6 separate regions of the Mus musculus genome follow, and regions 1, 2, 3, 4 and 5 are each linked to region 6. The links are chromatin loops, found by intact Hi-C in ENCODE. Cell type or tissue: heart. All regions are shown on one strand. Each heading gives the region's core, and the rest is flanking DNA. Links, peaks and the distances in the headings are about the cores only. Region 1 has its middle 110 kb from the start of Gm36865. Region 2 has its middle 94 kb from the start of Gm39035. Region 3 overlaps A730056A06Rik (RIKEN cDNA A730056A06 gene). Region 4 has its middle 17 kb from the start of Gm6567. Region 5 has its middle 35 kb from the start of 4930429H19Rik. Region 6 holds the start of Rgma (repulsive guidance molecule family member A).

Evidence for each region. Peaks named below come from ENCODE experiments on the same cell type or tissue, not always from the same donor. Only the 100,000 strongest peaks of a DNase experiment are listed, where the experiment ranks them.
Region 1: it touches region 6 in a loop (1.9-fold over the local background); 3 of 42 quality-filtered maps call a loop at or near these places.
Region 2: a loop joins it to region 6, with 5 times the contacts of the local background. A loop is called at or near these places in 16 of 42 quality-filtered maps.
Region 3: a loop joins it to region 6, with 3 times the contacts of the local background. A loop is called at or near these places in 12 of 42 quality-filtered maps.
Region 4: it touches region 6 in a loop (2.4-fold over the local background); 4 of 42 quality-filtered maps call a loop at or near these places.
Region 5: it touches region 6 in a loop (9-fold over the local background); 7 of 42 quality-filtered maps call a loop at or near these places.

Annotation. Positions count from the first base shown.
Region 1 is chr7:72,937,093-72,941,994 of GRCm38, forward strand. No RefSeq gene overlaps it. Among named protein-coding and RNA genes, the nearest start is that of Gm36865, 110 kb to the left of the region's middle. In heart, for the core only: no CTCF peak of the experiment used is centred there; a DNase peak (open chromatin) is centred at 1,959.
Region 2 is chr7:72,398,149-72,403,050 of GRCm38, forward strand. No RefSeq gene overlaps it. Among named protein-coding and RNA genes, the nearest start is that of Gm39035, 94 kb to the left of the region's middle. In heart, for the core only: no CTCF peak of the experiment used is centred there; no DNase peak of the experiment used is centred there; H3K27me3 peaks cover 275 bases.
Region 3 is chr7:73,324,954-73,329,855 of GRCm38, forward strand. All of the region lies in intron 1 of A730056A06Rik (RIKEN cDNA A730056A06 gene), which reads right to left. Among named protein-coding and RNA genes, the nearest start is that of 4930429H19Rik, 17 kb to the left of the region's middle. In heart, for the core only: no CTCF peak of the experiment used is centred there; DNase peaks (open chromatin) are centred at 768, 1,408 and 2,458.
Region 4 is chr7:73,116,599-73,121,500 of GRCm38, forward strand. No RefSeq gene overlaps it. Among named protein-coding and RNA genes, the nearest start is that of Gm6567, 17 kb to the left of the region's middle. In heart, for the core only: no CTCF peak of the experiment used is centred there; a DNase peak (open chromatin) is centred at 2,453.
Region 5 is chr7:73,272,964-73,277,865 of GRCm38, forward strand. No RefSeq gene overlaps it. Among named protein-coding and RNA genes, the nearest start is that of 4930429H19Rik, 35 kb to the right of the region's middle. In heart, for the core only: no CTCF peak of the experiment used is centred there; DNase peaks (open chromatin) are centred at 2,928 and 3,068.
Region 6 is chr7:73,374,119-73,379,020 of GRCm38, forward strand. It overlaps Rgma (repulsive guidance molecule family member A), which reads left to right and starts at 1,402. Exons shown (of 4, transcript NM_177740.5): 1 at 1,402-1,770. The coding sequence starts at 1,757. A730056A06Rik (RIKEN cDNA A730056A06 gene) reads right to left here and starts at 1,656. Exons shown (of 2, transcript NR_040325.1): 1 at 1,399-1,656. In heart, for the core only: a CTCF peak has its summit at 2,656 (motif pointing left); DNase peaks (open chromatin) are centred at 763, 1,423, 2,203, 2,703 and 1 weaker place; H3K4me3 peaks cover 2,097 bases; H3K27ac peaks cover 674 bases; H3K27me3 peaks cover 2,101 bases.

The sequences.
Region 1 (4,902 bases), core at 340-4,339, 440 kb before region 6:
GATGAAATAAATAATTTAAACCTATCTATAACCAGCAATGAGACTGAAGTAGTAATAAAAAATAAAATAAAAGTCTTCTACCTACAAAAGGACAGGATGAGATAGGTTATTGCAGTTATACAAGAACTTCAACGAATTTACACCAATATTACTCAAATTATTCCATAAGATACAAAGGGAAAGGGACATACAAACTCTTATAAAGCCAGCGTTGCCCTGTTACCAAAATCAAATACAGATACATATACAAAAGAAAAATACAGACCTAGCTCTCCAAAAATAAATTCTCAGTATTCTCCGGATTCAAGATAACATTAAAAGAACGGACTCATCATAATCAATGTGTCTTCATTCCAGTGATAGAAGGATAATTCAACATGCATAAATCAATAAATGCAATTCAAAACATAAATGCATTCAAAGGCAAAAGTCACATGATCATCTCAACAGTTACAAAAAAAAAAGTCTTCACAAAAATGTGACAGTCATTATGATCAAGGTCACAGAGAGGCTAGGGATGTAGAAGAGTGTCTCTACATGATGAAAGTTGTATATGACAAACTCAGCCAGTATCACCATGCAAGGGGGTCTGCTGTCCACTTTTTTTTAATCTCTGCTCTATAGAGTGTCTAAAGCCTTAACTAGAACTATGAAGTAAGAGAAGGAAATAAAAGGTATACACATAAGAGGGAAACTCAAAGTATTCCTGTTTGCAGGTGGCATGATTCTGTACATAGAGACCTTAACTACTCCCAGAAAACTCTTACAGCAGATAACCACTTTCAGAAAAATGGCAGGATACACACTTAACACAAGAATCAGTACCTTTCCTATATATAAATAACAAATACACTGGAAAGAAATTAGAGAAACAATCCCACTCACAAGCCAAAATTTTATGATAAGATGCCTGGTCATAAACCTAACCAGGGAAACAGGGACATCTATAGTGAAAGCTTTGAGGCATTAAAGAAAGAAACTGAGGAAGACACTAAAAGATGGAAATACCTGGGACTGGAAAGATGGCTCAGTGGTTAAGAGCTCTTTCAGAGGTCCTGAGTTCAATTCCCAGCAACCACATGGTGGCTCACAACCATCTGTAGTAGAATCTGATGCCCTCTTCTGATGTATCTGAAGAGAGTGACAGTGTACTCACAGCATACATAAAAAAATAAATAAAAATTTTAAGAGATGGAAATACATATTTCCTCTCATGGTAAATTTAAAGATTAAATAAATAAATTTTTGTAAAAATGGCCATCCTACCAGAAGCAATCTATTGAGTCAATACAATTACAATAAAAAAACTCAAAATTATTCTTTATAGACATAAAAACGGAATCTAAAAATTTATAGAGAGGCATAAAACACCAGGGAAAGCCAAGGCATTCCTAATCAAAGGATTATTGAAAGAGATGTCATCATACCAGAGTTCAAGTTTTACTGCAAAGTCACCATAATAAAAACTGCATGTTAGTGAACAAAAAACAGTCATATAGATAAACAAAATAGACTAGGGAAACCTAACAATAGGTCCCAAAAATAAACAGAAATGATCAGTAAGCACTTTAGAAATTTCCAGGGGACTGGAGAGGTAGCTCAGCAGTTAAGCGTACTTGCTGTTCTTGCAGAGGACCTAGGTTCAATTCCCAGCATGCACACAGCAGCTAACACTGGCCATAACTCCAATTCTAGAGGATGCAATACCCTATTCTGGCCTCAGTTGCACATAGACATACATGCAGTCAAAACATTCACACATTTTTTAAGCTTCCCCCAGCTATCAGAGAAATGCAGTTTGAAGTACCATCTTGCACCAGACCAAAAATATAGCTGAGAACATTCTGGCATGGAGAAAGATGAGCCCTTATGAACCCTGGTGGGGTGTAGACTGGAGCAGCCACTTTAGAAATCACTCTGGTTGTCACTCAAAAAACTAGAAATAGAATGGCCTTATGACTCAGCTCTCCTCCTCTGGGCATGCACCCAAAGGAGTCTATATCTCACTATAGAGAGACTTGCTCGGCCATGTTTACTTCTCTATTAATAATAACTAAGAAATGGAATCAGCCTAGATGTCCATCAGCAGCTTAACGAATAAGAAAAATCTGGTGCATATACACAAAAGGATTTTGCTCAGCTATAAAGAAAAATGAAATCATAACATTTGCAGATAAATAAATAGAACTAGAAAAAATACACGGAGTGAAGCAACTCAGTCCCACAAAGACAAATACTTCATGTTCTTTCTCATGTGGGGATCCCCGCTTCAAATCTTTTGCTTTGCATGTTTAACTTGGAGCACAGAAACTAGAAAGAAAGCACTGGAGGGAGCAGTAAGGGAGGGAAGAGAGTAGATAAGAAGTGAACTGAATGTTAATGGGTGAAGCCAGCATGGTGGCGCATGCTGTAAATCCCAGCACTTGGGAGGCAAAGGCAGGCAGATTGCTGTGAGTTCAAGGCTATACTGGTCTACAAAGTGAGGTCCAGGATAGCCAGGGCTACATAGTGCGACCTAGCCTCACACACACACAGTGTCTTGAAAGTTGATAGGGGCAGGAAGGCTTAATGACAAAGGGAAAAGGAAAGTTGGGAAAATTAGGGATGGAAAAGAAGGTTAACCAACAAAAGAATGTGTGAATTATGGAAACCCACTACCTTACAACCTAATTAAAATATAATCAGAAGGGATAGTAGAAAACATGTGATGTAAAACTAGGGCAATACTTGGAGCTAACGGTTTCAGGAGGTGGGGGAGAGGGATGAGAAAGAAGAGGGGTGTCGTAATCAAAACTAAGGGAGTATAAAAAGACCTATGGAAATCCACCAGTTAGCAAGCTAGTCTTAGACAGTCCCCCTACATAAACTATTACCATTGCCTTTGGGTTACCTGAAGGGGTCCCTACAGATGTCCGACAGGGAAGCAAATCTTACAAGGAGGTAAGAATGAAAACCTGGCGCAGAGGATCAGACTTCTGAAAATCTAATGCCAGGCAGTTCAGTGTCAGCATATGTAAAACACATCACAATTTGGGAAATTTCTCGGGGCAACCATCAGTCCAATAAGTCTAATCCCAGGACCACAATAAAGCTAAGTAGAAACTCTTAAGAATTACATGTGACCATGAGGGGTTGGTTCTATAGCTAAAAGGTCTAGAATCTAAGTGTGGTTTCTGACATATAACATAGAGGTGAGCAGGCCATAAAGTACTTGTGACATCTGCTCTAAGGATGGGTAATGGTCTAGGGAGTTAGAGTCTGGAACAATCATTGTGGGGAATGAGGGTGAAGTGTGGACCTTCAGATAGCAAAAAGGTCACCAGGTAGATAGCAACCTCTACTCTCAAGTTTCAGGATGGAATGCTTGTAGTTGATTTTGTCTCCTCCATTGAGGAGACACCTCTGCATGATTAACATTCCTTCTCGTAGTGGTTCTCTGTGAGTACAGGGACCTCTATGGCCCCAGCAGTCACCCATCGTAACTAAACATTAAGCCCCTATTGCTGAAGATACAACACATCGGGTACAAGGCATATAGAAGTCAACCTGGATCTAGCTAGGAAGCTTCCCCTAGGCTGGCTACTTTTCACAGAGCTGAAATGTGCTGTACAGGTTGCTGGTGGGTAGGGGAAGATAGTAATATCCCTAATGCTAGAGTCTGCACAGTGTAGTACTGACCTGCCATGTAAGGTGTGCCCACCGTGCATCTGTGCCATTACTGTGATGGAGTACTTACTGCTGTTGGATTGGATTTGAAGCCTATTCCCCAGTAGAGAATTGATACTTTCTACAGTAAACCCAGCCAAAAGCCCACGGCTAGGAAATCAGAGGCCCTATTGGAGAATCTGCTTTTGTTATTTTGTTTGATGGTCATGTTATCAAACTGCCTTATAACACTTCTTTTTTTTTAAAATATTTTTTATTACATGTTTTCCTCAATTACATTTCCAATGCTATCCCAAAAGTCCCCCATACCCTCCCCCCGACTTCCCTACCCACCCATTCCCATTTTTTTGGCCCTGGCATTCCCCTGTACTGGGGCATATAAAGTTTGCTTGTCCAATGGGCCTCTCTTTCCAGTGATGGCTGACTAGGCCATCTTTTGATACATATGCACCTAGAGTCAAGAGCTCCGGGGTACTGGTTAGTTCATAATGTTGTTCCACCTATAGGGTTGCAGATACCTTTAGCTCCTTGGGTACTTTCTCTAGCTCCTCCATTGGGAGCCCTGTGATCCATCCACTAGCTGACTGTGAGCATCCATTTCTGTGTTTGCTAGGCCCCGGCATAGTCTCACAAGAGACAGCTATATCTGGGTCCTTTCAGCAAAATCTTGCTAGTGTATGCAATGGTGTCAGCGTTTGGAAGCTGATTAAGGGATGGATCCATGGATATGGCAATCACTAGATGGTCCATCCTTTCGTCACAGCTCCAAACTTTGTCTCTGTAACTCCTTCCATGGGTGTTTTGTTCCCAATTCTAAGAAGGGGCAAAGTGTCCACACTTTGGTTGTCGTTCTTCTTGGGTTTCATGTGTTTCTCAAATTGTATCTTATATCTTGGGTATTCTAAGTTTCTGGGCTAATATCCACTTATCAGCGAGTACATATTATGTGAGTTCTTTTGTGATTGGGTTACCTCACTCAGGATGATGCCCTCCAGGTCCATCGATTTGCCTAGGAATTTCATAAATTCATTCTTTTTAATAGCTGAGTAGTACTCCATTGTGTAAATGTACCACGTTTTCTGTATCCATTCCTCTGTTGAGGGGCATCTGGGTTCTTTCCAGCTTCTGGCTATTATAAATAAGGCTGCTATGAACATAGTGGAGCATGTGTCCTTCTTACCGGTTGGGACATCTTCTGGATATATGCCCAGGAGAGGTATTGCTGGATCCTCCGGT
Region 2 (4,902 bases), core at 639-4,638, 980 kb before region 6:
CATAGGGTGTTTGAGGCTGAGGAGTTTGTTAGCATTACAAGGCAGGACAGCATGTGCAGGACAAAGTATGCATGTATGTGCAGAAGCAAAGCTACTAAGAAGTCCTGATAAAACAGGCTAATACTGCCCAAAACTCCTGTGTGAGCTCAAATTCATTTTCCTTGCTCCACCATCAGAAAACTTTTATTGAAGAAATACGGCCAAGGAGGAAGAGATAAAGACAGCAGGCAACAATATATGTATATGTACATGTATGTATACATGCACACACACACACACACACACACACACACACACACACACACACGAAGAGGCAGAAAAATCAAAAGGCACTTTATTGTTTCCTGACTCCATCCTGATGTACGTTTGTCACAACCCACACTCTAAGAAGCTGTGGTATAGAGTAATGGTTGAGCTGAGTGAATCCGGCCTTGAAGCCTTGCTCTGCTGCTTACAAGCTGTGAATACTTAAACGAGTTTCCTAACCTTTGTAAACCCTACTTCTTCACCCATGAACTATGACCCCAACAGGCGCTACCACAAAGAATAGTCAAGTTCCTTAGGGTCATCTATATCTGGCATAGGCTCATTCTCAAGTAGTAAAGGAAGTTGGGTGGTGGTTCTGACTACTGTGTGATATTTGAGCAGTTGATGTGGAGTCTGCTAGTGCCAACAGGGCGCCAAGATCACATTGGTTTCAGACCTTCATTTTAAACAAGATAAAATGAGGCTTAAGGAAGCACACTCTCAACATCCGAATGCTGTCCTTTCAATGGAGAATTCATTCCGTTAACAGTCCAGCCCATCTAGAAAAATAAAATACTTTCTGAGCATTGCTTTGAAAATCGTTATTGCTGGTGCTTAGACATCTGTGTTCTTGATATATTTCCTTCAGTGGCTACTGCAGACTTTCTCTTCTCATTGCGCCCCCCCCCGCCCCCTACAGCTAGCATGCAGTTGGGGTTCATGCCAGAGACTACTTACCATTATACCCTTCTCATAAACCATGTTGTGCTGGCTGTAGTCTTTATATTTTCTCCCTTTGTCTCTCCAGTTTTTCCATATTTCCCATTTCTTCTGGAGACAATGGAATCAAAAGCAGGGGCAAGGAATGAAAGCCTGGGTAGTGGCTGTGTGGTGTAGTAAAGCAGAGACACAAGCACACTCTGCAGTTTTCTCTCCCTTATACTTCCCAGCACTAATACCAACTCTTGCTAACCTGGAATCCCCTTTGTGTTCTGACAAACCTTCCTCCTCTTCGTTGATGTGATTGTTACTATTAATTGTCTACTTGATATATTCTAGGATCACCTGGGAAGAGTCTCAATGAGAGATTGGCTACATTGGACTTGTCTGTGGGGATTGTTTTAATTCATGTGGGAAGTCCCAGTCCATTGTGGGTAACACCATTCCCTAGGCATGGTGCTCACTAAACCATCAGAAGAGATCTTTAGAATGCAGACTACAAGGATCCTAGAAAAGACACACTGAATTAAAATTTCTGAGATAGGAACCAAAACCCAAAACCAACCAAAACAACAACAAAACCCTCAGATCTCTATCAAGATATTATCTAGTTTTGTTTTTGTTTTTGTTTTGTTTTGTTTTTGTGTGTGTGTGGGGGGGGGGGGAGGACAGGGTTTGTCTGTATAGGCCTGGCTGTCCTGGAACTCCTTCTGTAAGCCAGGTTGCCCTCAAACTCAGAAATCCACACGCCTCTGCCTCCCAGATGCTGGGATTAAAGGCATGTGCCACCACTGTCCAGAATTATCTAGTTTTGATGGGACCAACAGGAAACATTTGGGAATCGCCAACCCAAACCATCTGAATTGGGGACTTTCTCAGTCTCTTCTCCCCCAACATAATTGTTCCTCAACTTCCTGGTGTAAACATCTGCATTATCTCCTAGAACCAAGATTCTAGGCATTAGCCAGGTGATTCCACAGCTATCCACAATTAGTAAGCCACAGTTTACAGTCATGCACACAATTTGGTGTGAATATTTATAAGTATTTAGATTTGGGGCTTTTGAATGTTTCCATAGCATGTCATGCAGTCCCAGAATTTCCCAGAAGATGGCATGATGACTTCATGTAATGATAAAGGAGCTGCTTCATGATTTGGCCACAGGGTGGGAGCATTGTACAGTGTTTAGCTGGCCACCATGATAATTTTTTTCTCTCTTATTTTTTTGGTAATAGATATTATTATAATTATTATTAGATGTTTTCTTCCTTTACATTTCAAATGCTACACCCTTTCCTAGTTTCCTCTCTGAAAATTCTCTATACCCTCACCCCTCCCCCTGCTTCCCAACCCACCCAATCCCACTTCCTGGCCCTCTCATTCCCCTATACTGGGGTATAAAAATCTTCGCAAGACCAAGGGCCTCTCCTCCCATTGATGGCCCACTAGGCCATCCTCTGCTACATATGAAACTAGAGACATGAACTCTGGGGGTACTGGTTAGTTCATATTGTTTTATAGGAGGAACACCATTGTATTTCTACAACAGGGGAGCCTTTAGACTTTGGTTAATTTTAACAGACTTTATTATCTCAGTTTTCTAATGGCGACTCCTGAAGAGACCCTATGAGGTCTTTGGTGTCTCAGAAAGATCTATACCTCCCGATTCATGGGTACATCAAGTGTGCTCAGACATGATTTAGACTTGCTTTCCCGCAAATGAAAATTGCTGATAGACAGGTAGAATGGCACAAAGCATTCTTCTCAATTTTTAGCGACTCAAAGTGACAACAATTGAAGGCATTGAAGGGATGTGTGTCTTTGGGGCTGTATTTGTGGGACACACCATCAAAGTGTGGCAAAACCCATTCCCTGGGACGTTGGCCAATAGGAGAGGGAGAGAAAAGACAGGGGTTGGTGTCAGTTTTGTAAAGCAAATGGGCCAAACTCCCCTTTGGAGAGCAGGGATTCAACCCTAACAAAGTCTGTGTTTTTAAGAAGACCCCCAATCTCTTGATGGAGGATCCCAATATTTCAATATTGGCAACTATCTCAAATAGTGCACAGCAAGACAAACAAAGCACAACTCTAAAAAACAATTTAATATTTGCCTGGCAATTAATATTTCCTGGGTTTCCAGGTCAGAAAGGCTGGAAGAAACCAGAAGAGGATGACTGGGGTCCAAACTGCAACACCATACCTTGAATTTTCTGTTGTGAAAATTATATTGGGATAATCTCCACAGGTTTGTATAGGAGTATTCTTTTATCACTGCAGTCCCCACAAGAAGCAGCGACGGTAGGAATTTTAAACTAACTTCAGAGCAACTCCTTAGATTATTTGTCTTGGCTTCAGTAGCAGAACAATCTTGCTTCTACTCCTGTCGCTGAAATATTTTCATGAATAATTGGCATAATATCTCCATGTGACTCATGCAATTTTGTCTATACTGGAAATGTATCATTTATTTTTTTCGTGATTTTGAAAATGACACATGTCACTTTGGGGCAGAAGGAGGGTAACCTCTAACACCATATAAACACTCCATAAACTTTAAAGTTATCTTCCTATAAAGCCACCCTGCCACCCACCATGGTCAGACTTTTGTGTATTTCTGCTGTACAACTTAAAACATAAGGACACGGGATAAATGTACAACATGAGCATCCACAGCCTCTTTTTAAAAGGTTAGTAACACTAACTTGCAATCTACTCTTTCAGCCCTAGACATCATTTGATAAATTCATTATGATCCTGATTGTATTCTTCTTGGAAGATCATCAATAGACCAAAGGTGTATTCAGAGGATATCCCCACCATTTACCAGTACTGTCACTTAGCATTCTAATCTTGTTCTTATCTTTAATGGAACCCCTTTTTTTCATAAATAAACTTAAGGGTGGGTTTGGTAATCCACACATTAATTGTTTTTTTTTTTTAAGATTTATTTTAGTTTTGTTCATCTGTGTTTGGGTATACTCATGTGAGTGAAGCTGACATTGCAGGTAGTTGTGAGGCACCTGGTGTAGATGCCAGGAACTGAACTCTGGAAAACAGTATTCTGGAATTCTGGAAACCAGTTAAGTGCTCTTTACCACTGAGCCATTTCTCCAGTGCCACTGAGTCTCTGTTTTGTTTGGAACCGTGTTCTACTCAGCAGCCATGGCTATAATGGCATTCATTATATAGCCCATGCTGGTCTTGAAATCACAGCAGTCTTCCTCCCTCCCTCCCTCCCTCCCTCCCTCCCTCCCTTCCTTCCTTCCTTCCTTCCTTCCCCAAAGGCTGGCATTACAGGGGTGAGCTGCCGTGACTAACTTAATCAGAAAGTTAATTAAGGCAAAATTCCTTGAGGTATTCTCTTCAAGAATCATATTTAGGTTTATGTTCTTCAGATGTTTTTGTGGATACCTGGGATTCACTGTGTAGCATAGACTGGTCTTGAGCTCACGATTGCTCTCTTCTTCAGTATCTCAGATGTTAAGATTATCATCCTGGCTATATGTGATATTTTAAACAAACTGAAGATGTATTCTGATGTATTCATTGAAATAAAAATACTTTCTTTTACATTACTAACAGACATCAAAACACCAGCAGGAAAGCTGATGAGTTTTCTGACTTTTTACAAGTCTAAATGTGGTGAGTTATTTTACTGCATTTCCTCCTCAGGGTGGACCCTGCGCCTTTGTGCAGGCTTCTCGCCATCCTTTCTTGAGATGGTCTACTCAGCTCTGCTTTGCAGGAAGGAGACTGACTCAAGCTTCTGTTTTCTTCACCTCATGTGCAGACATCTAAGGTTTGGCTTCCTCAGCAAGCTGGTCTTACAAACTTGCTTTCAGGTGCTTTTCTGTTTTAATCTGAAATACTTAAGAAGTATCAGTCTGGTTTTTAATTTGGTCATGTAGAAGAGATTTGTATCATTGGAGCAGTGCT
Region 3 (4,902 bases), core at 307-4,306, 49 kb before region 6:
CCTCTCCGCACCTCTTTGTTTGTAAGTGTAGTTGTTCAAACACATAACCACAGATACTGCACTGTCAATAGTCCAATGACTATGTGCAAATAGACATATTTAGTCCCTATTACAAAGGGTCAGGTATGGTTAGAGTTTGGAGATTGTTGAGTGAATATTAAATTGCTTCTCAGAAGTGCAGAATCCTTCTACTCATTATTGACATTATTACATGTGAAATGTTTTCTCATGCATGCCTCACTTTGCGATTCTTGAGGCTGTTGCTTTTCCGTTTGGTCTGGTCTCAAATTCCTGAGCTCGGATGCTGCTCCCACTTCCTGAGCGCTAGGACCACTGTGTAGCTCTGCCAGTCTGTAGATGGGTGGGCAGGTTGTCTAAACTATCAGTTTCACTTGGGGAGTGTAGACAGGGCATTCCAGTATTACTCTATGAGAAGAGGAGGTGGATCCGGTAAGGCTGACCGTCACTAGACTGTCTTTCTGGCCAGGATCGCCCACCCCCACCCCCACCCGCCATCACACAGATATCCTCTCCAGGGCACAGATGAGTAGCGCCCTGCCCTGCAGCTTAACAGGAATGTTATAAAAAGAACTGAGATGGCCAACATGCTCTTTAAGGGACTCTCTGTGCTAGAATTCTTGGAAACTATCTTCTCCTATTAGGTCTTTTTTAAAAGAGAGGACAGAGGTGCTGAAAAGTCAGGCTCGAATGCCAACTCGGTTCTCCTGATGCCTCACCTCCTGGTCTGGCCACTGTCAGCCACAGCTACCACCCCAGAACCTGGTCCCGGCGACATGAGCAGCATATCAACAACCTCACCCCACCCCCCCCACCCCTGGCCCAGGGATGGGTCCCTCTCTCAGTCATCCACAACCCTCTATGGATGCCAACATACTCAACATTCACCAGTATAAGCCCAGTACACAGTCCATGCCATCTAGGAGACAGTAGTAGCTGGCAGACAGAGAAATCTATGCTCAACCAGCTTTGACTCTGGGCTGATGACTAATCAGCTTCTGGGGGGGGGGGGGGCACGGCATCTTTTTTCTTGTTTAAAAAAGGCTTCAAGCGGGGCAGTGGTGGCCCACGCCTTTAATCCCAGCACTTGGGAGGCAGAGGCAGGCGGATTTCTGAGTACGAGGCCAGCCTGGTCTACAGAGTAAGTTCCAGGACAGTCAGGGCTACACAGAGAAACCCTGTCTCAAAAAACTAAAAAAAAAAAAAAAGGCTTCAAAAAGAGAGAACATTTTTAAATATTGAAAGAGCATTGTTACATAACTAACTGGTGACAAAAAGTGCCACTTCCCCTGCAGTCAAAGACCAAGCTTGACAAGACTCTTTCTACCGCCGTGTTTTTTCAGCTGTATCAAACTGTCTTGTCTGGTCCACCCACGAACGGAGCCTGCTCCGGAGCCCCTTGGGCTTCTCAGGCAATGAGCGAACTGGAGGTTTGGGACGCTGCTGACTTTGACTGCAATGAGTTTTGACGTGCTAAAGTCTGAGACAAATTTGGAATAGGAAAGCCTTCCCTCAGGCTCCTCCCAGGCCAAGACACAGAGCATCAGAAACACATGTTTTCATCTGAGCCTCCACGCAGCGGAAAGTGAAGATGGGCCGAAGTCCCAAAGACGGAAGTGGGGAAGGAGAAAGGTTCCAGGCGCTGTTAGGATGAGGACGCACAAGGTAGCCGCGGTCATGAGAAGAAAGATCCAAAGTTAATCAATAGAACCAGGGACAATACTGTTAAAAAGAAAAGGCGAGCCCCATAGCTTTTCAGGGTAAGGAGGCGAGCCCTCCTTCGGGCTCCACTGCAGGCCTTGGGCAGGAGCCTTTGGAAGGTACAGCTTGCGGATCGCCTGGGAGCCCGTTAGAAGTCAACATTTTCGAAATTCTATACGCTTATCGCGTGGGTAAAGTGTGAATGATTTATACCTAAAGTCAGCCTGGTGTATCCATCCATCTCTCCCTGCACTAACCGCCTTCACAGCATCTGTCTTACTAGAGCCATGTGCACACTATATGACCTGACTTAAGATGCATGCTCTGTAAGAAAAATACTTAACCCAAAACTCTTAGAATTGTTATTTAAATTTTGCCCCAAATATCCCATTTTTGGCTGCCTCCTCCTCTTCTTCTTCTTCCCTCCTCCTCCTTTAACAGAAGCAATTTTTAACTGAAGCCACAATTTCTAATTTTTGCTAGAGAGTTATTGACTAATTTGTGAGTCAAAAAGCTGGGTTTAGCCAGTTCCTGCTTTAGTGGAATGTGCCGTCCCCATCTTTCTGCAAATTACAAACACAGGGCTGTTGTCCATCGTAAACTCCTGGCTCAAGAAATCCAACTTTTCATCATAAATTCTGAGAGAAAAAGCTCGCCTGGGTGTCTCCTTCGCCTCAGCCTGTGTTCCCAGACAACTCACAGGCAACCCAGCCTATGGACGTCTCCCCAAAGGCTAACACTGCAGCTCTGCCAACAGCTGCAAGCTATAAATAGGACAGCTTGGGACAGTCGAAGGGGAGGGTCAAGAAACAAAATCTAATAAGTATTCAGATGCAATGGCCAAGAAAGCAGGGATGAAGAAGAAGAGAACTGGTGGAGAGCTGCAAACCGAAGGAACAGTCCACAGAAACGATGAGGAGCAGCTCAGCTGAGGGAAACTGAGGAAACCCATCAACCCAAGAACGACAGCTCCTTGATTAGAGTGGCTTTTTAAAATCTAGTTTTTGAGAATGTCATGCATGAATAGAATACGTTTTGATCAAGCCCATCCCATCTCCTCTTCCAACTCTTCCTTTACTGTCCCCACCCCTCACTGGTCCCTCCAGCATTGTATACTCTTTTTTAAACCCATTGAGTCTCCTTGCTACTGCCATCATGAGCATGGGTGTAGGGCCACTCACTGGAAGTCGGCCAGTCTATCGGTGTCCCAGCCAAAGAAAACTGACTCTCCTTCCTCAGTAGCTACCAATTCTCAACAGCTCCTCAGCGAGAGGCATGCCCCCAGCTATGCCCTACATTTGGCTGGCTTGATATTGTGCAGATCTTACCACGCTATTGTGCCTTTGGGTGGTGGGGAGGATGGGGACAAAGTCAAGCATCCAGATCCAGTGGCTCATTTGGGGCAAACACATAGGCAGCCTGAGTCTTTAGGGCAGTGACTTTCGCTAAACATGCTGTGTACCCCAAGTAGAGCATGGTTCTGCAAGGACAGCGCAGCAGCTTCACTATATCTTCAGTGTCACTTTCCCTAGCACACTGCATGTGCTTCCTTCCCCCTCACCATGGGGGGCTACAGCTCTGTTTCTTGTGGAAATAGTCCAGCAGTTCTCAACCTGTGGGTCACGACCCCTCTGGGGGTTGCCTATCAGGTATTTACATTAGGATTCATATCAGCAGCAAAATTACAGTCAGGAAGTAGCAATGAAATCATTTTCTGGTTGAAGTCACCGTAATGTGAAGAACTGTGTACTAAAAGATGGCTTTTAGCATTGGGAAGGTTGAGAACCACTGCCCTAGTCTGTTCGAGCAGCTATAACAAAACACCATCCACCAAGGGACTTAAAAACAACAGGAATGACCTACTTAAGGCTCTGAAGGCTTAGAAGCTGCAGATCAGGGCACCAGCAGAGTGGGTGCCCGATGAAGGCTTCCTTGTTCCTAGATGGTAGGGAGGGGCAAGGAACCTCTCTGGGGCCTCTTTTAGAGGTGTCGATCCTTTGTTCCTGGCTCTATACTCATGACCCAGTCACCTCCCTCGTGCCTAATTCTGTCACTTAAGGAATTAGTTTTAACATGTGAATTTGGCGAGTTCACAAGTATTCAGACCTCAGTACAACCTGAACACTGTCTTTATGTTAGTCTCTGTCAGGGCTCTATCCCCGGCACCTCCAGTGTTGCCTGGCCAGCTGATGTTTATGGATGAATGGATTGCTCCCTCAGGAAGACACATACAATTTAGAGAAGCCCCACTTAGGAGACTTTCTTTTTATATACATTCACAATTTATGACTTCTTTGTTTAGCCATGATGTCAGATGTTCCAACTAGAAGTATCTTCGGCTTGGGAATTATGAGTAAGCTGTTCCTTTGTAAAACAGCTGGGCTGCAAAGGGCAAGATGAGAAACTGCAGGAGGGAATCTGCTGTCTCTCCTACACATACTGGGTTTTTGTTTTGTGGACTTGGTTTTACTGGATTTGGTGTGTGGTGTGGTTGTGGTGTGTGTGTGTGTGTGTGTGTGTGTGTGTGTGTGTGTGTGTGTGTGTATGTCTGTCTGTCTGTCTATCTGTCTGACTGTGCCTGTGCCTGTATCTCTGTGTGTCTATGTGTGTCTATGTGTATCTGTGTGTATGTGTCTGTGTGTCTCTGTGTGTGTCTGAGTGTGTTTGTGTATCTATGTGTCTGTGTGAATGTGTCCGTGTGTCTGTGTGAGTGTGTGTGTGTGTTTCCATGTGTGTGTGTGTCTGTGTGTGTGTGTCCGTGTGTGTGCGTGCGTGTGTGTGTGTGTGTGTGTGTGTGTGTGTGTGTGTTGGTTATTTGGGGACTTTTTGAGACAGGGTGCCATGCATCCCGGGCAGTCTTTAAACTTTATGTAGTTTAAAGTTTACCCTGAACTCTGATCTTCTCGCCTCTCTACCTTTTAAGTGCTGAAACTACAGGCGTGAGATACCCAGAACATCTCCCGTTGGTTTTTTAATGTTCTGGTGCATTGGAATGAGAATAATGTGCAGATCGTGGACTCTTCCATTCCTAGGAACTACCTGCCTCTTCTTCCTGTGGGACTTTGCTTTCTGGAATGTAGGATTCACCCTAAGCCCACAGGAAGTGGTTCTTCCTCCTGCTAATCACGGGTATCACTCTGAGACTCTCTCTCTGAGCTGCACGTGTGAAGTGTCGCTCTGCAG
Region 4 (4,902 bases), core at 258-4,257, 260 kb before region 6:
AAGGTGATCTGGTTTCCACTTAGCCATTCTGGCTTTTCCCAAAAGAATCAGATATGTACATGTCGCAGGGCATTTGCTTAAAACGTCTTTCCTTCTAGCATCTGGAAGCTGGAGAAGCTCTGTTGTTGAGACTCCTCACGGGAGCATCGGCCTGCCCTCCCCACAGGACAAGCATACAGCATGCTGAGAGTGGGGAAAGCAGGAGTTGGGGGCAGATAAAGGAGGGAGGGAGGGAAATTTGAAGCTTTTTCCTACTGGCAAGAACTTCCCATTTGAAAATAAGATACTAAGGTGCTTAAGAAGTTTGGTATGTTGGTTGGTTGTTATCTGATCTCATGGTGCCTCGTTTCCCTAATTTCTTGGCAAACTCTTGAGTGTGTGTTTTTCACTTGAGGTCCTCCCTGCTCTACAAAAATAAAAATAAAAAATAAAAGCAGCCTATCGAAACCCTAGCCTAACCTGCAGCTAAAACTTTAAAGAGCCCTCGAGTGTCTTCCTGGTGCCCTTGACTTGACCTATGGGAACCTCGTGTTCTTCTCGGTGGTGCTGTCTCCTCTCATTTTATAAGCTGTGGTGGTTCTTCCTTCCCATTGGCTGATGGACTAGCTCTCTGTAGGTGTCTAGCCAGAAAGCTGGCTGAGGTACCAAGCAATTGTCACTAAAGAAGTTTCTGGTGTGTGGAAGTTAGCAAGCACCAACAGAGACATCTTTTTAGCATCCTGGAGGAAAACTTATTTGGAGGTTATTTCTTTCAAATCTTAGTTGTTGCTCTTGGCCCTTCCTACATGAACCTGCTCATACAATCTTGGAAACAATCTTTAAATATCTTTTCTACTTAAAGCGGGGACCTTGGACAAGTGGTGGCATTACCACCAGAGACACATGTTAGAAATGGAGCCTCCCGGGCTCCTGCCAAGGACAACTCAATCGGAACGTGCCTTGCAACAGATGTGTGGTGTGTGTTCCAACTTGGGAAATCCTGAGGTGGGTGCAGCGCTTAAAAGCTAAGGACACCAAGCCACCGCGGGGTGACTCGCCTGAGAGTATGCACTCCCCTAACTGTGGTGTGACTTCTTCTCTAGAGGCATAGACAGATGTCTGTTCACTCAAGATAGAGCATCCAAAGGCAGAGCAAAGACACTATCCCAGTCAAGGCTGGCTTAGCAAGCTAGTGATCTAATGGGGTAACTCATGAGACTATGGTTAAGGGGTTACAGGGGTATGGTTGGTTAAAAGGCAAATGGATGCACAGTATAAAGGCCCACCCAGTATGGGAGACAGCTCATGAATACTGAATCTCTGGAGCTTCCTGTATGACCTCTCCCTAGCAATTGTCACTGCTTCTTAGGTCTACTGATGAACAGGGAAGATAGGACATTTGACACAGGGGCTTTACACGATGTATCCATTTGATAAAGTAGAATAGCACTTCCCAGAGTGTGTTTTCAACTGGGCTCTCGGGAGAAGCAAAGCTGACCATTTAATGGCATGTTATTTTCAAAGCCACGAGCTTCCCCACCAAATGTTAGCGTGCACATAGAAGCTTCTGTGTCCTGCTCCTTTCAGAAAACAATGTTCTGTGAGCTAAGTAAAAACCATGTCAAGAGAGAGGCTATGGGACTCAGGCATTTGGCATGAGACACTCTAGCCCTTCAGTATAGACAGCAAGTATTAAGTTATTCATAACTTTGGGCCCCCAGTTGCTCCAAGGTACATTTACCTGTATAAAAGTTCAACATCTTGTAAATTATAAACCTGCCCTGAAGGTGGGCTTGAGAAGTGTAGGTATATTTGGAGGTCCTCCTGGATGAACATACAACCAACTCATTGACTGTGTACCTGCGTGAAGTTGGTATGTAGTCTTTGAAGTCCTCTGATAGTCAGTACATGTTCTTTGAAATATTTCTCAGATGTCACCACTTCCTCCAAAGTATGCAAAGAAATGTGCCATCTCCTTACCTCAGTCGAAAGTCTTCATGAGGAGGAGGAGCTTGGGGTGGGGGACGGGTGCATCTCTATCAGTTATCACTAGAAGCTGTACTTGTCAGGGAGAGGACTCTATTCTAAGTAGTATAAGAGACATTTTAACTTTGATCACTCTTAAAGTAGTCCTGCCTGCATATTGTTTCTATGTGGCCTTGAAAGAGGAAAAGCGATCTGGGCAAATGTTCAAGTCCTGTCCCCAGCTTCTCGCTCCCTACTACTTGGAGAAAATAGAAACGGCCTGTACACAAGGGCTGTGGGACATTTTTTTTTTTTAAACTGGAAAACTCACTTCATGACTTTCTCTGAGTAGCTCCTCTGGAGTACTCCGACAGCTGTCTCACATCTGTCCATTTATCACTGGGATCCAAACGAGTCTCTTGGGGTTGAAGAGTGATGCTGACGAAGAGTAGGCCAGTTCCAGATCAGTGTCCTGGAGGGCTACTGCCACTGCAGGGATAGTGGGAACTCTCTGCGGTATCTCCTTCACTAGGGAAGAAGGTTTTCGTCTCTGTGGCAACTAACCCAGAACATCTGCCCAGTGTTTCCTCTACGTTAACGACAAGCTCCAAACTCCACCACGGGGGTGATTGGCAGCTAGCCAATGACTCAATAAGTGTTGTTAAATTAACTGGGTAGATAGAGTTCTCTGGACTTTTTTGAATACTGGTTTGTAATTCTACATAAAGTGAAAGGGATGTTTATGTGGCTCTATTAGCCACTTCTGTTTTTAAGTCTTGCTTTTACTGAGGCAAAATGAAGATATAAGAATCTCACAATGGTCCTACTGAATTGTTAAGAAAGTAACAGGTGGCACGGATGTGGCCCATCCCATTCCTCCCTCCCCCCCCCCATAAAAAAATAATAAAACCCCTCTCCAAACCACAAGAAGATCCAAAGCTATAGGCAAATTGGAAAGTGCTGCCTTCCCTTTGAGGGAAGCAAGTTCCCTGCTTTCCTGACACCACCATGGATGAGAGCAGCGTGAGAGCAACCAGCCATAGGAACAGGGATAGAGCAGCAGTGAGTCTGTAGTCACGGCAGCTGAAAGCCAGCACGTCTGTACCTGCAGAGTCTGAGGAACCACATCAGTAGGACCTAGATTCTGCTCCGGCGCGTGTCTGAGAATAAGTGCACATTGTGGCTCAGTGCTTCGAGTCAGCGTTGTGATCTCAGTTCCTCTGTGAACTACGATGCTGAATGAGTCATTCAGCCTCATGTCCGCTCCCTCGTCTGTAAAATGGGAAGAGGACTGCCATAACAGTCTGGGGAACCAGAGGAGTTCATGTGGAAAAGTAAGTGAGTTAACATTGTCAAATGCTTAGAAAGATGCTGGATCAATAGCGTGCTGTTAAAGAAAGAGAAGTGTCTGCTGTAGAAATAGCCAGTGTGGGTCAGGCAAAGGTACAAAACAGTGCGACTTTCATATTCGCTATTGTTCCCACTCAAGACTCCTTTTCACTTTTATTACACTCTGTCATTCATTTCAAGGAGCTCTTTACATATTCTAGAGTAAGCCCCTTGTATATGTATGCATATAAAAATCAAAATACACATACTAAAGGCTGGTCAAGATCATAGACATTAGGGGCATGCAAATTAAAACCATAATGAGGTAATACTTTAGCCCCCTACTGAAAATGGCTATGATAAGGGACTGATGACACCAAACGTCGTGGAGGGTATGGAGCCACTGCCCCTTCCTACGCCAATGGTGAGACCGCAGGTTGCCATAACTATTTTGGCAAAGTGTTTGGCAGATCATCTTACAGAGTTGAACACTTGCTCACCATATGTTTTGGGTGTTAGCCCAAGAAAAATGAAAGCATATGTTTGTACAAAGGCTTTTACAGGAAGGTTCTCAACAGCCAAGCACTGGAAACAAAGTGAATGGGTAACAGACCCTGCCACGCTGGCTGGCAGGAGAAGAGTCGGCTTGGGACTACGATGCACTGTGCCAAACAGAGGAATGTGCGTGCCACGTGGGTTTGTTTATTTAAAGCCCGGGACCGGGAGTTAACTGATAGGGAAACAAGCAATACAAATTAAAAGAGCAGTTACTGGAGCTGGAGAAAGGGCAATGTGGTGAATTGTGCTTGCTGCTCTTCCAGTGGACCTGAGTTCAGTTCCCATCACCCACCTCAGGTGGCTCGGAACCACCTGTAACTCTGGTTCCAGGGACTCCATTTTCCTATTCCATGGTACCCACCCTCATGTGACATACACTGTCATGACACACACATTAAGAAGCATTAAAAAAAAAGGGAGAAAGAAGGGCAGTTACTTCTGCAAGAGCCAGAAAAGATCATTCTATGGCAGTGGTTTTCAACCGCGGATGAGTGTTTGGTCCCCCATAGAGAAATGTTGTAGCAATGTCTCAAGACCTGACAGTCATGCTCCTGGTTTTTAATGTCTGAAGACCAAGGAAGGTTACTGTTAATCATCCTGTAATGCACACTGAAGATCCCCACCGTAAACAACAGACGTGTCCCATGGATCAATGATCAGAAGTTGAGCTGCCCTGGCTTAGGATAATGGAAATGTTCTCTATCTTGTTTGATTACATGTGCATCAAATACGTCCGATAGAATTCAGCATCACTGTGTGAATCTTGCTGTGTGTACTTACAACCCTCATTTTAAAAGACACTAAACAAAGTTGACAGAGAAGGGACAAACGAAGGGTTCAGCCCCCTGCCCCCCAAGTACTTCTTTGTCTTTAATGGTCAGTTTTTGCTTCCTCCATTTTGTCTGATCTTCACAGAGTAACACTAGCTCTTTTTTGGTTGGTTCTTGCACAAAATGCCTCTTTCATGGTTTGAGCGTCAGGGTGTCTTCTTCAGATCTCAAATGAGCCTCCTTTAAAAAGTCAGGGCTCACCATATAGCCCAGGCTGAGCTGGGGCATGCGTCAGTTCCCT
Region 5 (4,902 bases), core at 633-4,632, 100 kb before region 6:
ACTCCCCCAGGAATTAGTTCCATGTTTAGGTCTCACACAGTTATGTCTGGACACAGGGTAGTATCCCAGGGAGCAGGCGATTTCTCCCACACTGGGCCAGCTGTGGCAGCATTTCATATTTGACATGGCTGAAGGATTCCATCATTTATGTTAGCCATGGCTTATTAAAATGCCTGGGCTTGCAGGAGATGTTATTTTCACAACTGTTCAGCCCATAGGACTTTCATATGGTGGTTAGAATGAAAATGACTGCCATAGGCACTTGAGGAGTGCCACTATTAGGAGGTGTGTAACTTTATTTTTTTTCAAAACCTATTTCTAATGATAGTTCTTAAATGCTTTAACCTCCCTTCTAGGCTGCCACCCACTAGGGATAGTGGAAAAGAAAGTATACAGGGAAAATGGACCTGTTTAGAAATGGTTCTTTGGAGTAGATCCCATCTGTGTTGTTAGGAAATCTGTTGTTCAGTTGACAGGGCAGCAGAGGCAGATTGATCCGCTCGTAAGCACTTCACGGATATACCAACAGTCCAGTTCAGTAGTGTCAGGATAGCAGCAGCAGTGGCACAACCTAGCAGGAATGGCCAGGCCTCAGCCGAATCAGCAGGAGGCAGCAGCAAGAACCAGGAGAGACACCAGAAGTTCTCTGCTGTGCCTTTCTCAGTGAAGCAAAGATCAGCAAAGACTCGAGACCAACAAGCACTGCACAGCTAGCTCTATAAGAAAGCCTAGCCCATGCATCATCACTTTCGGTGGAGTCCTATTTACACTTCCTCCAAACATCACCCTTCACCCGTACTTTATAAATGCAGAAACAGAAGTACAGAACAGCTCTTTTTAACTTCCCCCAAGATATTCCAGCTTGAGTGGGCAAGTAGTTCCTTGAGTCGAGGAGCTGGTGACTATTGAGGGACGTGGATGAGAAGATGGGATATGAAGATATGAAAGATATGATTCAAAAGATATGAAAGCAGGAAGAAGCTGGATTGTAGCCATCTGCACATATCATGTTAGGAATTCACACACAATTTAACGAACCCTGAAAAAACAAAAGATGATGCAGGGAGCTGGAAAGGACTCCAGGAAGTTGGTGCCATGTCCCACATGGAAAATTTTAGAGCAAGCAAGGTTGGGGGTGGAGTTCCAGGAAGCTAGTCAGATGATGTGCCCTGAAGTGGGAGATAGGAGCCAAGGTAATTCCAAGAGCCATTGGTATGGTAGGTCTAGTCAACCAGGCTCTACTAGCAGACATGATTGATTAACAGAGGTGAAGCAGGAAGGGACAAAACATAAGAGGGGACTTCCACAAAATCATGGGTTCCATGTCAATGGTGTGGACTACCAGAAGAATTCTATGAGAATGTTCAGTAGGGACTAGGTCTTATCTTCCACTATTTGTGGACAGAAGGCTAACTCAAAGTCTGCTGAAAGTTTACTCTCTTAATGTGACCAGAATGTTCCCAGGGACTGGCTGCCTCATCCACGTAGTGTTTGGGAAGAACTGTTGTTTGCTGTGGAAAGCACTGCTGTGGAGAGCATTGTGCCTGAGTCCTCCTAGCCTGTGTGCCTAACCATTTCTTTTTAATTTTTTTTCACATAAATGGATGTTTTGCCTGCATGTCTTAGCTGTGTGCCTCAAGCATACCTGATATTCTTGGAGGACAGAGGAGGGCATCCAATCCCACGGGGGCTGGAGTTACAGATAGTTGTGAGCCATAATGTTGGTGCTGGAATGGAACCCAGGTCCTCTGGGAGAGAAGCCAGTAGTCTTACCAGCTGAGCCATCTCTCTGGCCCCGTGGATTCCACTTCAACAGTGACTGGTTTTGGTCCTCCCAGGAGGGAGTTCTGATCCCACAGGCCCTGGTGAAAGATGACTAGATGAACTTCGCTGGACTATTCTTCCTTTACTCAACATCCTGAATTTTCTCTTAAACCCCAACTCAGATTTGATCCCAGACATATTTGCCCAACACTTTAAAATCACATGTGAGATATTAACGAAATTTAATCTGTATCTGTCTTATTCTTTCATGCTTAACGCATTCGCACACTGTGGACAAACAGCTACTTGAAATCCAGAAAGCCTTTTTTGGACATTTTATCTTTTGTCTCACACATAGGAAGGAACAAGCTGCTAAATATAAACAAGCTTTTTCTCTAGGAGGTTTAAATCTGATTTTAAAGGTGTTTTAAGACAGAAGTAAGAAGGGGATAAAAATTCAAGAATAAGGGGGCTGAAGAGATGACTCAGTCAGTAAAGTGGTTGTATGGACCTGAGTTTGGATTCCCTAGCACCCAGGTAAAAAGCCAGATGTGCTAGCATAGACCTACAATCCTAGCATTGGTGAGGCAGGGACTGGGGGCTTCCTAAAGCTCACTGACCTGCTAGTCTTGCTGAATATGTGAGCTTCATGTTCAAAAAGAGAGCCTGTCTTAAGAGATAAGGTAAATAATGATAAAAGGAAGACACCCACATCTGCTTCTGGCCTCCATATACACGTGCGCAAAATGTGCACATGTGTGTTCGAGCACACATACATATATACATACACACAGACACACACACACAAACATATACATACTCGTACACTTCAAACATACAAAAGCAGAGAAGGAAAGAGAGAGAGAGAGAGAGAGAGAGAGAGAGAGAGAGAGAGAGAGCGCATAAAGCATTGTAGGAAAAGAAAAACTGAAGCACTAAAGCCAGGGGTGTGGTGGGAAATACCAAGGTCACGAACACCATGCCCCATCGCTACCCCATTGACTTCGTGTCTCTCCATGGGAAAACACATTTTCTCAGTAGATAAAATCACTTGAAGATGCCAAAAGAGCAGACACGCTGAGTGACAGGGCTGCTACTTGGTGGATATTTCCAACCATTCCGAAAGGCTTATCTGTTAGTCACCCTGCTGTCCTGGACTGACCTGTGCCCCGCACCCCCCCCCCCTCCGGGGGTTCTGTCCCTGCAGGAGAGATCGCTGCTGGTGCATGAACTGTTTGAGATTAAATTATTTTTATTTGGGAAGTTTGCCCCTTCTCAGGAGAGAAACAGCAGAAGTAACTCTGACTCGGTATTTATTTTACAGCTGCTGACACATCCCAGGGTTATGAAAGATGTCTGCATTCTTTCCCTCTCATTTAGCCAACACTTTGGAGAACTCACTTTTGGGCTCTGCTCTTCGCTGCTCTCTTTCTTTCGAGAACAGACTGACCTTGGCGGTCTTCTTTTCTGCTGAGTCATGCACCCAGCACCCACCCCTGAGCCATGAGCTTGTGGAGATTTGAGGCGCTAAGTAGCCAAGCAGCTGAAGCAAGTGCTTCTGGAAGGAGGAATCCTCAGCTGGAGAAACTTAGGGCAAAATGTAGCTTTTGTATCCAGACCTAGGATCTCCGAGCCCCCTCTCCCACCTCCAGTCTCTCTGACCACAGCCCCAGTTGTTTAGGGACTGTGGGACCCCCCAGTGACAGAAGGGTCTCTTGAAGAATTCACTTGGGCAACTGGATGATAACCAGTGTATATTACTTTGGGCTAAAGTCAGTATTTTGTAGATAAAAGTTATTCTCATAATACAGTGTACACCAAATAACTGAAGCCAGATTCACCAATCTGACCAGGACAGTAAGATAACAGGGCAGGAGGTGGTCTGTTTTAGTCAATGTTCAATTGCTGTGAAGAGACACCATGACCACAACAACTCATATTAAGGAAAGCATTTAAATGGGGCCAGCTTACAGTTTGAGAGGTTTAGTCCATTATCATCATGGTGGGAAACCTGGCGGCATCCAGGCAGACATAGTACTGGAGAAATAGCTGAGAGTTCTATATCTGGATCCGCAGGCAACAGAAAGAGAGAGACACTGGGCCTAACTTTAGACTTCAAAATCTTAAAGCCCACCCCCAGTGACACACTTCCTCTAACAAGGCCACAATTACTCCAAAAAGGCCACACCTCCTAATCCTTTCAAATAGTGCCACTTCCTAAGTGTTCGAATATATGAACCTACAGGAATCATTCTCATGGTCCAAAAAATGTCCTAAGCCATCTCACTTCAACTGTTCCATCTTGTTTGTATCAGCTCCTCAGCTCTTATGTACATGGAGATATTTAAAGGGGATTTGCCCAGAGATTTTGATCTGCTGAAACCAGCTTTGGTGACATATCGTATATGCATGCACATACACACACATACACACACACACACACACACATACACACACACACACACACACACACACACACACACACACACACACACACACATGCAGGAGAAGAGCTGTATGATGGTTGCTGGCTGGTTTTGTTTTGGTTTTTGGGTTTATTTTAGTCTTAGACTAAGGAACTATCATCATTTTTTTAGTATGTTCTTGATGCTACTTACTTATTAATATGCCCCAAGGTTCTCCCACATAAAACTTGAAGTGTCTCAGGAGGGGAAAAGCATAAAATAGGAAAGCTGTCAGAAAAGAACATCACAACCAAAGAAATGTAATTTGTATTGGAAAGCATAGGCAATCCTTCAAGATGTCGCCAAGGACCCACCATCCTTCATTGTCTGCGTCTAACATGCTCTGAAGTTAAAATTCGGGACAGAAATGAGGGTGCACACAGTAACCATGTCAGGAGGATATAATGAACCTCATTAAGTATATTCCTAAAGTCTTTCAGTCTCCCGGGAGTCTTGGAGCTCAGTGTGGGAAGAGCAAATGAGACATCCAAGAAAAAGACAAAATGTATTGTCAGGTGGTGGTGGCGGTGGTGGTGGCAGCTGTGCCCACCTTTGATCCCAGCACTCAGGAAGCAGAGGCAGGCTGATCTCTTGAGTTCGAGGCCAGACTGATCTATAAATTAAGTTCCAGGACAGCCAGGGCTGTACAGAGAAAGCCTGTCACTAGAAACAA
Region 6 (4,902 bases), core at 493-4,492:
AATTATTGTGCCTCTGCTATACACCAGGCTCTCCTGGGTGCTGAGGATGGCATGATGACCCCAAGGTGGTTCCTGATCTCTTGAGTATGATGAGAAGGCCACAAATAAAGGTATAATTACAGATTGATGTCAGAGCTAGGGAAAACAACACCTGGGATTTGAGAATTGGGGACAGGGTTGGAGGAGTGTCCCCAAGCAGAGGATGATAGAGTACAAAAAGGAAATGTAAACACACACACACACTTTCTTGTACAACTCCCTTATTTATAGACAAGGAAACTGAGGCTCAGCAGACCTAAAAGATTTGTCCAAGGTCGAGGCTAATTTTAGAAACGGGGCCAACTGCAAGGCCCAATCCCTTCCTGCTAAAAGCACATGGAGTTTATTTATAGCTCAGTTATAGACTAGTCTAATTCATTTGGCCAATAAACGCAGAACATTGAGTTCAAAACCACATCCCTTAAGACCACAGCATAAATAACGACGAGGGTCTTAATACGGACGATACCTTTTCATTAAATACAGAGTTCTCATCCTATCAAAATTCCAGCGCTTGGTTCAGATTAAGAGAAGATCGGGTCGTAACCCCTGTATAAAATATCCTGGCAGCGCTAACTGTTCAGTGATAATTTGAGTGTGAGCTGTGTGTCCCGGCTGACTTCACACCCCAGCTAGGGTTTCAGACCTATACGTGGTGTTGGGGTGAGACCCTGGAGATGAGCTGCTGGCGGCTGGCTGTGCTCTCCACTGTGTGCGTGAGCTGCATGAAGAATCCTTTTGAGAAGCCCGGAGTTTCCTCTGGCAATCTATGCGAGAAGGGTGCGGGGCGGGGGAGGAAGACGCTGTGACCGGAGGTTACCTCTGAGCTGGACTGCAGAGGGAGGGGTGGGGGAGTACAAGACAGTCTGTTTACTCCAGACTGCGTGTATTCGCGCACTGTGCATGCAATATACATATTATTTATTTTTTCCAATAAGATTCTAAATAGGAGTAAAATCCCTATAGAACAAAGGTGACTTTCGGCAGATGTCAATATTTATCCACGATTGGAAACCTCTAACCACCGTAGGCTCCCAGGTTGAAAACGTGGACTCCAAGCCACCTGGCTCAGGGTTAAGAAAGTTGGATGCGTTAGCGGAAGGGAGGGTCGCTGCACTTGCTGCTCGAACCCTGGGATCGCGAGCCCGCAGGGAGAGTGTGCGCTTTCTGCAGGCTCACCCCCTACGTCCTCACACACCCACTAGCGCGGATCAGCAAGGGTGGGACCGCGGCGGGGCGGGGCCTTTGGAGCCCAGACCCCACCCCTCCCCCTCCCTCTGCTCCGCTCCGCCCGCGCTCGCCCCCCCGCCCGCTCCCGGGGTGCCCGGCCCGCCCCCTCCCTGCCGCGCGCAAACGAACCTCGCGACGCCGCGCTCAGCGGTGGCGGTGGCGGCGACAGGCCGGGCGAGGCAGCAGGTTAGCCCGGGCCGCCCTACTCTGCAGGCGTCTCGGAACTGCAAGCTACGCCGCCCGAGCCCTGCGCCCGGGAAGCACTGGCCAGCCGGCCGCTCCTGAGGCTCGCTCCTCCAGGCGCTCGCAGGCATGCAGCCGGGGAGCAGGCGGAGCGCCCCGGGTCGCTACTGAGTCCGCTGAGCTGCGGGGACCAGCGCCAGCCGGGCCCCTCCCACCTCACCCAGGGGCCCACGAGCGACCGCCCTACACCTAGTCTTCGCGCGCAGCCCCGCCAGCGCCAACCCCCCGCGGGCTGGAGGGGCTCATGCAGCCGCCAAGGTAAGCGCGGACAGCGGGGGCACGGGGTCCTGAGGTCCCCAAGGCGCTGCGGACACTTGCGCTCCGCCGCCTCACTGATTAGTGGCTCCCCCAACCCGGTGTCTCATCTCACACACTTAGGGTTTTGCCTCGGATGACTCGCCTTCGCACTTGGCAGCAGGAAAGTTTTGTGGTTTGGTGTTTTTTCTTTTCCCCCAGCCCCCTAAGATGCTGCCATGAGGGCAGTAGGCGCTGCGCGTGGCTGGGCAGACCCGGCGCCTGTCCCACCCACTGTGTACCGCCTGGAGCTCTCTCTCCTGCGCGGCCACCTCTTCCGGAGGCGAGAGCCCCCCTGACCCACAGAGCTCTTGACAGATCTGATCACCCCGCTGACCCACGGTGAAACCGGATTCTCTCACTTAACCCAGGCCCGGGTTGCAGAAGCTGGAAATGAACGCACCTGCCCCGGGGCCGTCGGCATTGTACATTGTACAGTGTGAGTGACCCTTGCTTAGGAGCGTCCGGTGTGCTAGACTTGGGGTGGTGGCTAAGGGGCAAGGGTCCCAAAAGGTCCGACGTTCCTAAGAGGAAGGCAAGGCACCACGAGGACTCAGCGCCTGACTTGAGCCATGGCTCATCCCTGAGTGTTAACTAGGGGTAGAGGGACAGGTGTATTGGGGGACCGGTGCAAATATGAATGACACTTGGATGCAACTCTTGATTGCATCTTACTAGAGTAGTTGCATTAGATTTTCTCGACGAGGGAGTCAGTTTCCTGAGACTGGAACTTTAATGGGAGCCTGTGTGCTGTTATTATGTGGTGTGGTTTCGGAAGGCGTTGGATTGTATTTATTTTATAAATTGGGTGTCTTGAAGCGGATGGATTAGGGGAAATATCGCCATCTAGCGGAAATGGTGATCTGTACCTTCCTCACAAGCCATGAAGTTGGGCGTTCTCAAAGTTCCCCTATATGAGGAGATGGAGAGATGGGAACTAGCCAACGTGTCCAGAAAGACTGTTTCTCTAGTGCTCAGGCCATCCTGTAAGCGGGGCTTGAGCACCCGCTGCCCGGAGCTTAGCTCTCAGGACCGAATGACGAATTGTATTAGTGGCAGGATATCACCTCCAGGACTGCCATTCCCTTCTGTGTAGTTTTGGGTTCTTCTAGCAAAAATAAAGTAAACGGTCACCTGCCTTTGTCCCTAGGCATCTGGTCCAGGGATCTGGCAAGCCTGTCACGGTCACTTTACTACTCTCTAGTTCATCTGTACCTATATAGTGATTTGTGAAGTTAATGTTAAGCCCTGACTCTTAGAAAAGAGATTAGATGCTAAAGTGTGCTCTTAGGGTAACTGAAGAACGGGAAAGAGCGTCATGCCATCTCCACTGAAAGGGAACAGTGTACCCCCAAATGGCCTCTTGGTTTTTTTGTTTGTTTGTTTGGTTGGTTTTGTTTTGTTTTTTGTTTTTTGTTTTTTTCACACACACAAGGGGAAGAATTTCTGCTGTTCAGGCAGGCCTACTTCCCGGAATGACTGACAGGCAGGATGGCAGCAGTTGGACAAAGGCTCTGGGTGGGGCACCCACGCATCCCGGCGGGCAGGCTGCACGTTCTTTAATGGCTGGATTTGCTGCCACCTTCCAGGCCTGCGGATACTAGCAGGGAATGAGTTCTCTGTGTGAAGGGCGCTCCGGCTCCTTGGAGGGCATCCTGGCTTTCTGCCTGTGATAAAGCGCTTTCTCCGAGAGGCTCCTCTGGGCTTCAGTGGTAGTAAGCAGGGATCCGGCCTCTTTCTTTGCTCTTTTCTCGTAGGTCTTATGTGTCCCAGGCTGTTATTTACTTGTCTATGGAGCCAAAAATGACCTTGAACTTCTGATTCTCCTATCTCATCTAATACATGCATTGTTGGGAATCAAACCCAAGGCTTTTTGGGTGCCGGGCAAGCACTTTAGCAGCTGGGCCACATTCCAAGTTCCAAATCTCCTTTTTTCCCCCAAAACTCTGCCCCTTCATTTCCTTCGCAGATAAAGGCTGGCGCTATCTATCACTCCTAATACACGTGTGGCTCATCTGTCCATCCTACCCCTGCTGTCCTGTCTTGGCTCTGTCTCTCCACTCTCACATATTTGTTTAATAACATGACAGAAGGGTTCCTAGACCAGCTTGGAATCTTATAAAGGGAGCATATCTGACTTTCATTGCTGCCTGCCCGGGATGTAGGTGGATACAGAAGGAAATGCGGCATGGAGGTTCCTACTGAATGTGATTCCTGAGCCTGCTCTACAGCAGTCTTCGGCAGCCCAGGTTCAAAATTAAAGAAGTGGAAACTGCGCATCCCTGACACCAGGACAGGGCATGATGAAGCCAGGATGCTCACTGCTACCAGGAAGCAGGCTGGCATTTTCATTTCCTGGGAAGAAAGGATTCCAGAGATGTGTAGGGGCGTGGCCATAGTGCTGAGTCTAAAGCCCGTGGGTCTCAACCCCCTTGGGGATTGAATGACCTTTCCACAGGGGTCACATATCAGATATCCTGCATGTTACATATTTACATTACAGTTCATAACAGTAGCTAAATTACAGTGATGAAGTAGCAACAAAAATGATTTTATGGTTGGGAGGTCACTGTAGCATATTAAAGGGCCACAGAGTTAGGAAGGTTGGGAACCACGGGTCTAAAGTGCTCTTTTCTGCAACAGCCTTGCTAAATGAATTAGGTTCAAGCACATTTTAAAAACCGTACACGGCTGCAGAATCTCATCCTGCCTTAAAGTGTGCAGGGTAGACAATGAAACAGGTATGTCCCTGAAACCTTCCAAAGTAGGTGTGGGCATGGGTACATCCAAGTGAAACGGCACAGCTGGAGGAGGGTTGTCTGAAAGCATCATAGACTCATTGGAGTATGTTAATTCTACTAAATACTTTAGGACAAAACCCTTTTAAATGGAATTGTTCAGCTTACGTTCGTCTGCTTCTGTTTCTCGGAATCCTTGAGAATGGCTTCGAGTTTCAGACTTTTCATTGTTTACTCATTCAAAAAAACATAACTGAGGTTAGCCTGGTGAGGAGAGTCTCTGGTTCTCCCATCTGTCTGGTTTCCAGCCCAAATAACAGATTCCTTTTTTCTTTACCCCACAGCCTGGTTCTATCCC